Linked DNA regions of Homo sapiens: region 1 is linked to region 2. A link is an interaction called in ENCODE POLR2A ChIA-PET data of the cell type or tissue named here. Cell type or tissue: A673. All regions are shown on one strand. Each heading gives the region's core, and the rest is flanking DNA. Links, peaks and the distances in the headings are about the cores only.

What was found. ChIA-PET counts read pairs that join two places held together with the same protein. Peaks named below come from ENCODE experiments on the same cell type or tissue, not always from the same donor. Only the 100,000 strongest peaks of a DNase experiment are listed, where the experiment ranks them.
Region 1: POLR2A ChIA-PET joins it to region 2 with 6 read pairs; 2 of 35 experiments call an interaction of 5 or more read pairs at or near these places.

The regions. Positions count from the first base shown.
Region 1 is chr2:68,150,417-68,156,097 of GRCh38, forward strand. The region is part of intron 1 of DNAAF10 (dynein axonemal assembly factor 10); the gene reads right to left. Among named protein-coding and RNA genes, the nearest start is that of DNAAF10, 4.3 kb to the right of the region's middle. In A673, for the core only: no CTCF peak of the experiment used is centred there; no DNase peak of the experiment used is centred there; H3K27ac peaks cover 885 bases.
Region 2 is chr2:66,320,626-66,326,306 of GRCh38, forward strand. No RefSeq gene overlaps it. Among named protein-coding and RNA genes, the nearest start is that of MIR4778, 35 kb to the right of the region's middle. In A673, for the core only: no CTCF peak of the experiment used is centred there; DNase peaks (open chromatin) are centred at 2,456 and 4,766.

The DNA.
Region 1 (5,681 bases), core at 427-5,426, 1.8 Mb after region 2:
ATACTAGCAAATGAACACCAGTTAAAAAAACTTGGACTGTGTGCAGTGGCTCACGCCTATAATATCAGCACTTTGGGAGGCTGAGGCAGGCGGATCACCTGAGGTCAGGAGTTCAAGACCAGCCTGGCCAAAATGGTGAAACCCCCTCTCTACTAAAAATACAAAAATTAGCCAGGCGTGGTGGTGGATGCCTGTAATTCCAGCTACTGGGGAGGCTGAGGCAGGAGAACTGCTTGAACCCAGAGGGCGGAGGCTGCAGTGAGCCAAGATCACACCACCGCACTCCAGCCTGGGCGACAGAGAGAGACTCCGTCTCAAAAAATAAAATAAAATAAAAAAATAAAAATAAAAATAAAACCTTGGAAGTGAAGACTTAAAAACTGTGTGGTTACTTGTGATGTAAAAATCGGAATCTCTATCTATTTATCTATCTCTATATATAGTCAGATTTTTCTGCTGAAAATCTCTTCCCTGTGCAGAGATAGAACTGACTACTCCAATATTTTATGGTGTTCCAAAAACAGCACTGCAATGTGCAGATTCTTTGACACCTGCACATGTCTGAGAATTGCTACCTTCAAAGGAAAGAAACCAAACTGACAACCAGTCTACACAATAAGCTCTATACATTTTCACAGTTGTCATTGCATCCCTTCTAAAAGTATGTCTTTATTACAAATATAAAGGAAAGAAGTAAAATGTATCTACATTGAGAAGCACAGACTCACAAGAGTGGCATGAAGGCCTATGGTATACAAAATGCAAAAAGTCCTTTGGGATCTGGTCTTGTGTGTGTGACTTCATTTCCTGTTTCCTGCCTTCTCTACTAATTCCAGCCACACCAGACAGCTTGCTTTTTGTTCTTCATACTTGTCAAGGTCTCTTCCACTTGGGCCATTTGAATTTGCTGTTCCCACTGCTTGGACTACTTTTCCCCAGGTCACCATGCCTCTATCCTTCTCTTCATTCAGATTTCAGTTCAAATGCCACATTCCCAAAGAGGTCTTCCTTGTCCCTCCAATCTGAAAAACCCCTAAATTACTGTCACTCACCCTGTTTAATCATCCATTATACTTATCAACAAAATTATTTTATTCATGCAATTATGTCCCCCTTTCTAGAATGTGAGCACCATGAGAGCAGGGCCTTGCCTAATTTTTTTAACGCATAGCAGGCATTCAACATTTGTTGAATGAAGGTATAAATGACCATCCATGAATCTCTCAGCCCTAACACTAGGGACAGACAAACCAGGGCTGGAGTTCACTTTCTTTGCTCTCTCTTTTCTCCTACCATACTTTCATGTGCCAGGGTTCTGACAAACTGTTCAGTTTCTGGTGTCATTGACATGCAATCATGAAAATAGCAACCATCTATTGAACACCTACATTTCAGATACATTTTAGATATTCTTCCAGTCTAGACCATCCCTTTTCTAATATATACAACACTGCAAACTAAGTGTTCAGAACACCACTTTCAAGATGACGAAACAGGTTCAGAGGACTGAGTGACTTGCCTAAGGTCCCAAGAGCCAGATACAATCCAGACTTTTTCCTCTAAACTAGGCTGCCTCCAGGCTTATATGTAAATCAATTAAATAAACATTTTATTATTGGAGTCCTCATTCTGTAAACCTGAGCGTTATTGGAAGTATCAAAGAAATGTTCCGATCTTGATTGCTGAGGTAAATGGCACAACGGCATGAATTAAACCTACTTTCAGATCTCTGCCCTTTGGTTTTTACCTTCATTCATGTCTTTACAAGATATAAATATATGATATTATGCTTCCCTCATGTTCTTTGTCCTTTTCTTAAAGAAACACAAAGATATTTATGGTCATTAGTGGTCTGCTGTGCAAGAACCAAATTAAACTCAAACTGTATATCTTCAACGTATTAAACGTATTATGAACATATTAAACGTATTAAAACTTATCATTTGTGTGCACTGAGGACTGCACTTTGCTCAGAAGGGCCGAGCTCTGTTGGCAAACTGACTTACAAAAGTGGCCATGTTTCCTCTTTCCTCAGACATTCATGGAAATAATAATAATAGCTAAATTAAGAGGACACTAGTGAAGCTAATTTTTCATAGTTCACAAACGGGTTCCCTCTCTGCCCCATTAGATAGTTTATCTACAGAAAAGAAAAGATGAAAAGAAGTTGGTGGTAAATCAAAATTTTTCTTGCTGGAAAACTAGCTGGCAAAAAAAAAAGCAGCTCTATCTTGCAAAAATTGTTCAACAAAGAAAATCAATATATACTAACAATTTTTGCTATGTGATACTGAAAATGGCCATCAATGATGGTCATAATTGACCTAACTGTTCACTTTCTTGCTATAAGAAGTTAAAATGATTAAAGAAGCTCAAGATCAGTAATTCCTGTGTGAGCTATTTTTGTTCTGCATGTGGGTGGGTCTAGTACAGCTTGTCAGTATTTCCTCCTCCACATCCTGGCAATACTTAATTAACATTAAAAGATCTAGCCAACCAAATGCTAACAAGCAGTAAATTCGGTAGCACAGGGGCTAAAAAAGCAGAATTTTATTAGCTTATTGCTATTTTTTTTAATATAAACATCTACAACTGTGTTTCCATTTTTCAGGGCCATCCCTAGTCCATATGGTATCTTTGTGCCAATGAGAAAAAAGTTGCCTTTTATAGGCTGATGAAGTCTCACACATGTAAGGCTTGATGAAGGAAAAAGAGCTTTTAGCTCCCACTTGAGCACTCAGCCAGACACCTTTGTGTGGTGCAAAAAACTGCTCAACTGAACACGGAGGCCCTGCCCTCCATTCCCTATCTATCCTTTTAGAACTAAGATAAAGAAGACTTCAACAAAGACTGATATGCTGATATGCTTCCTTTACATCTTTTCTTCTTAGATGCACGGGCTTTGTGAGCTCCAAGTCAGTGATAAATTAAAAAAAAAAAAAAAAAAAAAAGAACGATGCATGAGTTTTGGAGCACATGACTTAAGGGTAGATCTACGATGATACATCAAGTCTGTTTCCTAATATTTTAATAAATGACCCATCTAGCTCAATGGTTCTCAGCTCTGAGACTCATTAAAATCACCTTGCGGAAGTTTAAAAATACTCTGATTTCTAAACCTTACTCCAGATGCAACAAAGTTGTACTACTGTGTCAGAATTTCTAGGGGTGGGACCAAGGCACAAATGTTTTAAAACACACACACACAAGCCACAAAATGCACTCAAATGATCCTGATGCACAGTAAGGAGTGGGAGTTACTGGACCAGTATTTAACCTATATTTAAAAATTTTTTTCCATTGCACCAGAACAGCCAAACACAATGAAGTTTTTTTTTTTTTTTTTTTTTTTTGGAGACAGAGTCTTCCTCTGTCTTCAGGCTGGAGTGCAATGGCGCGATCTCGGCTCACTGCAACTTCTGCCTCCCGGGTTCAAGTGATTCTCGTGCCTCAGCCTCCTGAGTAGCTGGGTTTACAGGCACGCACCTGACCACGCCCAGCTAATTTTTGTATTTTTTAGTAGAGATGGGGTTTCACCATGTTGGCCAGGATGGTCTTGCTCTCCTGACCTTGTGATCCCCCCGCCTCGGCCTCTCAAAGTGCAGGGATTACAGGTGTGAGCACCGCGCCCAGCCCAGTGTAAGTTCTTAAAGGTATTTTTGTATTAGTTTTACCCTCTTTTTGGACAGTAGGCTCTTTAGGAGAAAGGACTCAACTTTTAAATCTCTTCGGTCCTTGTTAAACACAGTACCTTGAAATAGTGTGTTCTCAGACAACTCATGGTAGAAAAAAAGAATATCCAAAGGATTCAGGTGAAAATATACTTCTTTTTTCTTTTTTTATTTTTTGAGACGGAGTCTTGCTCTGTCACCCACGCTGGAGTGCAGTGGCGCGATCTCGGCTCACTGCAAGCTCTGCCTCCCAGGTTGAAGCCATTCTCCTGCCTCAGCCTCCTGAGTAGCTGGGACTACAGGCGCCCGCCACCACGCCCGGCTGATTTTTTGTATTTTTAGTAGAGACGGGGTTTCACCGTGTTAGCCAGGATGATCTCGATCTCCTGACCTCATGATCCACCCGCCTCGGCCTCCCAAAGTGCTGGGATTACAGGCGTGAGCCACCACACCCGGCGTGAAAATACACTTAGTGGTTATTCCTGGCATTGAGATTATGGGTGATATTTTCTTCGTTTTCCTATTTTCTAAATGTTCTATCGTGGACACATATTATTTTTGCTACAAAAGAAAATTATCTTTTTAAAATTTGCTGAAATTCCCCAGAGTCGCTACAAAAGACAAACTACTCTATTCCACTTGATGGAGTAAGTGTACTTTTGAAATACATACAAATCATATATTTTCATTTTATTATTTTTTGAGACAGGGTCTCTCTGTCACCCAGGATGGAGTGCAGTGGTGCGAACACAGCATCCTTGACCTCCTGGGCTCAAGAGATCCTCCCACCACAGCCTCCCAAGTAGCTGGGACTACAGGCTCGCATCACTATGCCCAGCTAATTTTTGTATTTTTTTTATACAAAAAGTAGAGACGGGGTTTCCCCATGTTGCCTAGGCTGGTCTTGAACTCCTGGGCTCAAGCAATCCACCCCACTGCCTCCCAAAGTGTTGGAATTGCAGGCGTTAGCCACTGCACCAGGCCTGTTCTTATTTTAAAAAGTCACAGGTCTAAGCCCTGATCCTGCCACTGCACTCCATCGTAGGCAAGAGTGAGACCCTGTTTCAAAAAAAAAAAAAAAATTTCAATCATGTCCCATTTTTCTTCGAAAAAGGAATAAATGGCCAGGTGCAATGGCTCATGTCTGTAATCCCAGCACTTTGGGAGCCCAAGGCGGGTGGATCACCTAAGGTCAGGAGTTTGAGACCTGCCTGACCAACATGGTGAAACCCCATCTCTACTAAAAATACAAAAAAATTAGTTGGGCGTGGTAGCATGTGCCTGTAATTCCAGCTACTAGGGAGGCTGAGGCAGGAGAATCGCTTGAACCTGGGAGGCAGAGGTTGCAGTTAGCCAAGATCACGCCACTGCACTCAAGCTTGGGTGACAGAGCCAGACTCCGTCTCAAAAAAAAAAAAGAAAGAAAGAAAAGAAAAAGGAATAAATCCTTTAAATACCTTTTCTTTTTAATGGTGGCTCACACCTGATCCAGCACTTTGGGAGGGAGAGGCGGGAGGATGGTTTGAGCCCAGGAGTTCCAGGCTGCGATGAGCTATGACAGTAGCACTGCACTCCGGACTGGGACAGAGCTACGCCATCCCTAAACAACAACAACAAAAAACAAAAACAACCCAAAATGCAATGTAAAGAAATTTTACTTTGTGTAGAAATCAGGAAGGGCATCATACATTAGATAATCTGAACTGAACATTGGAATAGCAACAGGTAGCCAGGCTTGGTGGCTCACGCCTGTAATCCCAGTATTACGGGAGGCCGATGTAGGCAGACTGCTTGAGCCCAGGAGTTGGAGACCAGCCTAGGCAACACGGTGAAACCCCATCTCTACCAAAATAAAAAATAAAAAAATAAAAAGTACAAAAAAATTAGTTAGGTGTGGTGGCACACACCTGTAGTCCCAGCTACTTGGGAGGCTGAGGTGGGGAGGCGGAGGTTGCAGTGAGCTGTGTTTGCACCACAGCACTCCGGGCTGGGTGACAGATTGAGACCCTG
Region 2 (5,681 bases), core at 471-5,470:
GACTGTAGAAATATTACAACCTAGTTCTTTCTCCAAACAGACATCGGTATTTTGCAGGCTCCTAGTGACCAACACCAGTAATGTTTCTTTGAAGCTATTCAGGGAATTAACCTTAATGTGGTGTTAGAAAAACATTCAGACATGTATTTTTTGAATAAGAGAAAGTCAACTGCTCTTGAAGCCACTCTTTGCCAAATATCACTTGAGAATTACAAGAACACAAAAAGCATCTCTAATGAGGAAGTATTAGTTAATTGTAAAACTTGAAAGGGGCAAGGGAATCTATTAAATAATATGCTATAGATAATATGTTTGGAGATATATTCAGGTTTTAGATCCAAAGACTTTGTCAGGAAAAAGAGGACTGAAAGATCTTCACCTGAGTTATTGCTCATTGTGGTAGGCACATTGAGAGAGCTTGTAGAAATTTGGAGGGCTCATACTTCCTGTTTTCAAAACTTACTACAAAGCTAGAGTGATTTTTTTTTTTGTGTAGTACTCTGGCATAAGGAGAGACAATAAGGCCAGAATTGAGAGTCTATACATCTATGGCCAATTGATTTTCAATAAGGGTGCCAAAACCATTCATGGGGAAATATTAGAATTTTCAACAGAATGCTGGGTCAGCTAAGTATCTACATGCAATAGAATAAAGCACGACCCCTACCTTGCACCAAAAAAAAATTTTCACTCAAAATGGATCAAAGACCTACGTACAAGAGCTAAAATGATCAAACTCTTAGAAGAAAGCAGAGGTAAATCTTCATGATCTTGAATTTGGCAATCGCTTCTTAGCTACAATACTTCCAAAGTAGGAACAGAATAAATAAATTGGATTTAATCAGAATTAAAAATTTTTTTGCATCAAAGGACATGATTCAGAAAGTGAAGACACAAGCTGTAGCATGAAAGAAAATATTTAAAATCACATATCTGATGATCCTAGTATCCAGAATATATAAAGAACTCTTACAACTCAATGGCAAAAAGACAAATAGCCAAACACAGAAATGGGCAAAGGATTTGAATATTCATGTCTGCAAAGATGATATACAAGTGACCAACAAGCATATAAAAAGATGCTCAACATCATTAGACATTAGGGAACTGCAAATCAAAAACTGTGAGATGAGATACCGCTTCATCATCCACTAGGATGGCTATAATAATAATTTTTTAGAAACAGAAAATAACAAGTGTTGGTGAGGATATGAAGAAATTGGTAACATTGTGCATTACTGGTGGGAATGTACAATGGCTCAGTCACTCCAAAAAAGTTTTGCAGTTCCTTGAAAAGTGAAACACAGAATTGCCATGTGACCTAGAAATTCTATTCCTAAGTATCTCCCCCAAAAAACTGAAGACAGGTACTCAAACAAATACTTGTCCAAGGATGTTCATAGCAACATTATTCACAGTAGCCAACCAAAATATCTGTCAAGGGATAATTGGATAAACAAACTAGGGTATAAGTATACAATGGAATAGTATTCAGCCATAAAATTGCATGAAGTACTGATATATGCTACAATGTAGATGAACCTCAAAAACGTGTTAGGTGAAAGACATAAAAGGTTACAAACTGTATGATTCCATTAAAATGAAATATCAAAATAGGAAAACATGCATGAACAGAAAGAGGAATGGCAGTTTGCCATGGGCTGGGCAGGAGGAGAAAAATAGAGATTAACTGCTTAATGGTTACAAGATTTTCTTCTCTTTGGCGGGGACGGAAATGTTTTGGAACTAGACAGAGGTGGTGGTTGCACAACATTGTGAATGTCATTGAATTGTTCACTTCAAAATGGTTAATTCTCTTCTATGCAATTTTTACCTCCATAAAAATTAATTAATAAAAGTCTATTTGAAAAGCAATTTGTATGACAGAGTGAGAGAGAAGAGCTGGTAGAATATGGCAGAGGTAGGTCCCCGTGTATCAGTTCACATAAGTGATGCTGTTTCTCTCCTATCTTTCACTTGAGACACCCTCTATGCCGTAGCAGTTTGCACACAGCCTCTCTCCAAGTCAGTCTTTCAGGCAGCAGCACTAAAAGCCTCCTCCACCTCCAACCCTGCCTTTTGGCTGTAAAAGCACATATGCAGTCTTGAGGGTGGGGGTGAGAGGGATCGTTTTCTCATAATGGACCAAACCACCCGGGCCAGTGTGACTGAGGGAAAAAATACTAAGGTTATAGGTTAAGGAACTGAGAGCTAGATATTTTTGTAATTGTAATGATTATGGGCCTGGCGTTTTAAAACAATTATTACTTTTTTTTTTTTTTTTAAAGAAGCAAGCCCACACACCTAACACTCGTTTTCAGTTTTGTGCAGAACCTTCCCTCTCCCAGCCTGGTTGCTTCTGATTAAGTTCTATGGAAATAGCTCTGCTGGATAACATATGCATAAGTAATGTACAGGCATCCTTTACCCAGGATCTTTGAAATTCACAAAAGTTTCCATGGCCCCGTCTTATCACTCAGCGTGTTAATAATGCCGGCTAGTTGGCTTTCCTACTGTTCAGAAAATTTCACTCCTGTGGCTTCTTGGCTGGTTTTGAGGAATCACTATATGAGATGAGTGAACTCAGCAGTGTGTTGGTATTTAAACTGTGGTCAGACAGTTTTAAAAAAAATGAAGAGAGGGGTTAGTTCATAAAAGACATTCATGAATGATACTGTTTTCCTTGTCATCCCTAGGAGGGTGTAAAACAAATCTGTTAACATCCAAAATAAAAATGGAGGGCTGAGGATTATTATTTTTAGTGTCTCACCTTAGGAAAAAATTAAAAGATGCATTAAATGAAAAGATGCTTAAGACAATGTGGTGATTTTGTTCCAGAGAAACATTTGGGCCCTTTCCCTGGGAAAGGGGGTTAAAAGGTTGTCAGTGCTTTCTCCGGGGGCTCCATCTGACAGTGAACATGTGTTTCTTCCCTTTAATCGACTCGCCAGTAGCCAGAAAGCTGCTTGTTTTCTGCGGAGGTTGTCAAAAATGATTTCAGTCTGGAGACGATGAATGATAAAAGAGGTTTTCAAACACGGTTTTGCACTGTAGCATTCGCAGCCCCAGAGAGGAAAGATTGTATTACAATCGTGGTGTAAAGGGCCATGCTCCTTTGGCAAGAAAACAGAGCCTCCTTAAACCTGTTTGATACATCCTGGCATCTTAGGGAGCTGAAGATACAGGGAGGGACTTGACTAAGTGGATGCCCCAAAAAAAGTGGGGTGGTAGAGTTGCAGCATGTGGAAGAAAAAACCCAAAAGCCTCTCCAGGTGCTCTTCTGTCCTGCTGTCCACATGCATCTGGTTCTGTTTGAGAGCAGCTTTTAGGGCCACAGGTGGGGACAGATTTCAGAGATTCAAGTGGCAGAAGGAGTGGCTGCCACAGGCACTGCAGCTTCTCAGCAATGACCCTTCTCTGCTGAGGATGCTGCCTTTTCCGCAAGCAGTGCTGGGTGCTTGGGTGCCATCCATATTTCCTCCCTTGGATTTATGGGTATCATAAGCCGTCACCGATGGGGTTTGTGTTTGGAAAACTCAAGAGGTTAGTTATGGCTTTCTAAAACATGTGACGCAACCTAAGCATGCAGAGAAAAATGAGGCTCACTATTCTCTGACATTTTCATCTTCTCAAGAGGAAGAAAAAATAAAAGCTGCAATTATTTCAGATCAGCTGTTCTCTTTTTAAGTATTCTCCCATTCCTGTTTCATTATTCCAGGAGACCCCATTTTTGGAAAAGCCAATAAGGTATACTTGGAACATACCGAATGATAAACTCAGCGGTTATTTGCATTTCAAACATAAAATTATATCTTTCACTTTACGTAAATGTAAGGATTTGTTGCAGAGTTACTTTGGTCAAAAGAAACTCCCTGAAGCATATGTGAGATTCAGTTTACAAAAACAACATTTGATTTATCTGTAACTTTTCAGGAACACACCAGTGATATAAATCAAGGTGTTAGTTACAACTACGCTTAAGAACTTCCCATTAAACTCTCAAACTGAAAAAGAAAACTCTAGACAAAAGTTTCCTAGAACCTAAGGCTGAAAACATGTTTCACGCAGAAGGTTTTTATTATTATCTTCTTAATGATATACACGGATACAATTTAAGCTTTTCTTTTGCTTGCATAGCCAGATTCCATAACATCTCCGGAGCAGTAACTTGTATTCCTTTCTTTATTATTTCTGACAATATCTAAAATATTTTTAGCTCACCAGTGGCAAATATTTCCACCACTGTAGAAAGATCAGGGTGATAGGCAACAACTGTACCCACTAACCCAGAAGACCAAATAGAGGGGACTTGGGCAAGCTGAGCACTGAGCTGCCTTTCCCATCTGATTCTAATTTCTCTTCTGGCTATACAATTTTATCACCACACAACTCATTTTCTGAATGTAATCAGGAAAGAAGTGTGGATAGGGAGGGTCAGAGGCACCATACAACAGGTGCATGTGGAGAGTTGGGTGACACAGTTCAAACAAGCATCCCAGACTCCAGCAGTAAATATATTGCTGGTTCCAGCTTTCACTGTGTAAGCCAATGACATATGCCCTGAGCTGATGAATGTGACAGTCACGAGGAAGGACAAACTTTCAACTAGTATCAACCGCTGCAAAGTCTGAGCTGATGATCTTCTCAGTGCCAACATATTTGGCCAATGTCAGAGTGATTTGGCTAAGTGGGCTCAATCAACTGTTTTCAGTCTATTATAGTTCGTAATCCCTATTCAGGATAGAGTGTGCTGCAGCCTAATGAATGTGGTAATGGAATCCTTGTGTATGTTTTTCCACAGCAGGGCACAGATTAGCATAAGTGTCATATTCTGTAGGCTTGCCCACTCTTATTTCTCAGGCATTACATATGCTATGGATTTTTCAACCGGATAATAATAGGATGAATATGGTCCACATCTGCAGAAAGAACACACCATTTTTAGAAAGCAATCTGTAATAAATCTCACCTGGAGGTGCACTATGATAGATTAACTTTGCACTTCTGCTTAAAAATGTAATATTTTACACCAAGGATCATGTAATCTGAGAAAGGAAGAATTAGATTGAATTTCATGCAGAGTTTTAAAGAATGTTGTCATTTTAGACCATGGGGTTGAGGAATACCTTACATTCCTCCCAGTTTGCCATATCTGTGGCAAGTTCAAAGCTCTATTTGCATGTCACAATTACTCAGAGTTGATGTTTTGTTCTCAGAGATGCCAAACGGGAGGGAAAGATATTCTTGATAGGAACGTTTCATGGAGAGAAACATAAAAGGGAGGTGGTGGAGAGACTGAAAAAGTAAGCTCACTCTCCTATTCTGCTTTAAGAATTCTCGCTCAACAGCTAAATAGAAAGGCAAGCTACGAGAAAATTTTTCAAAAAGCATTTTCTTCCTGTAGTCCTCAGAAAGGCGTATCTTTGCTAAATACCAATCAGATCATTCAGAAGTTTTCCTAAGAGAAATTACACCTCATAGCACTCATGCTATCTTGCCTTTCTGGAAAACTGTTGTCAAACTTCTTTCTGATTCTAAACAATTTCACAATAACTAAGATATAGAATCAATTGAAGTGTCCATCAACAATAAGTGTAGCCAGGCGTGGTGGCACACACCTGTAGTTCCAGCTACTCAGGAGGCTGAGGTGAGAGGATCACTTGAGCCCAGGAGGTTGAGGC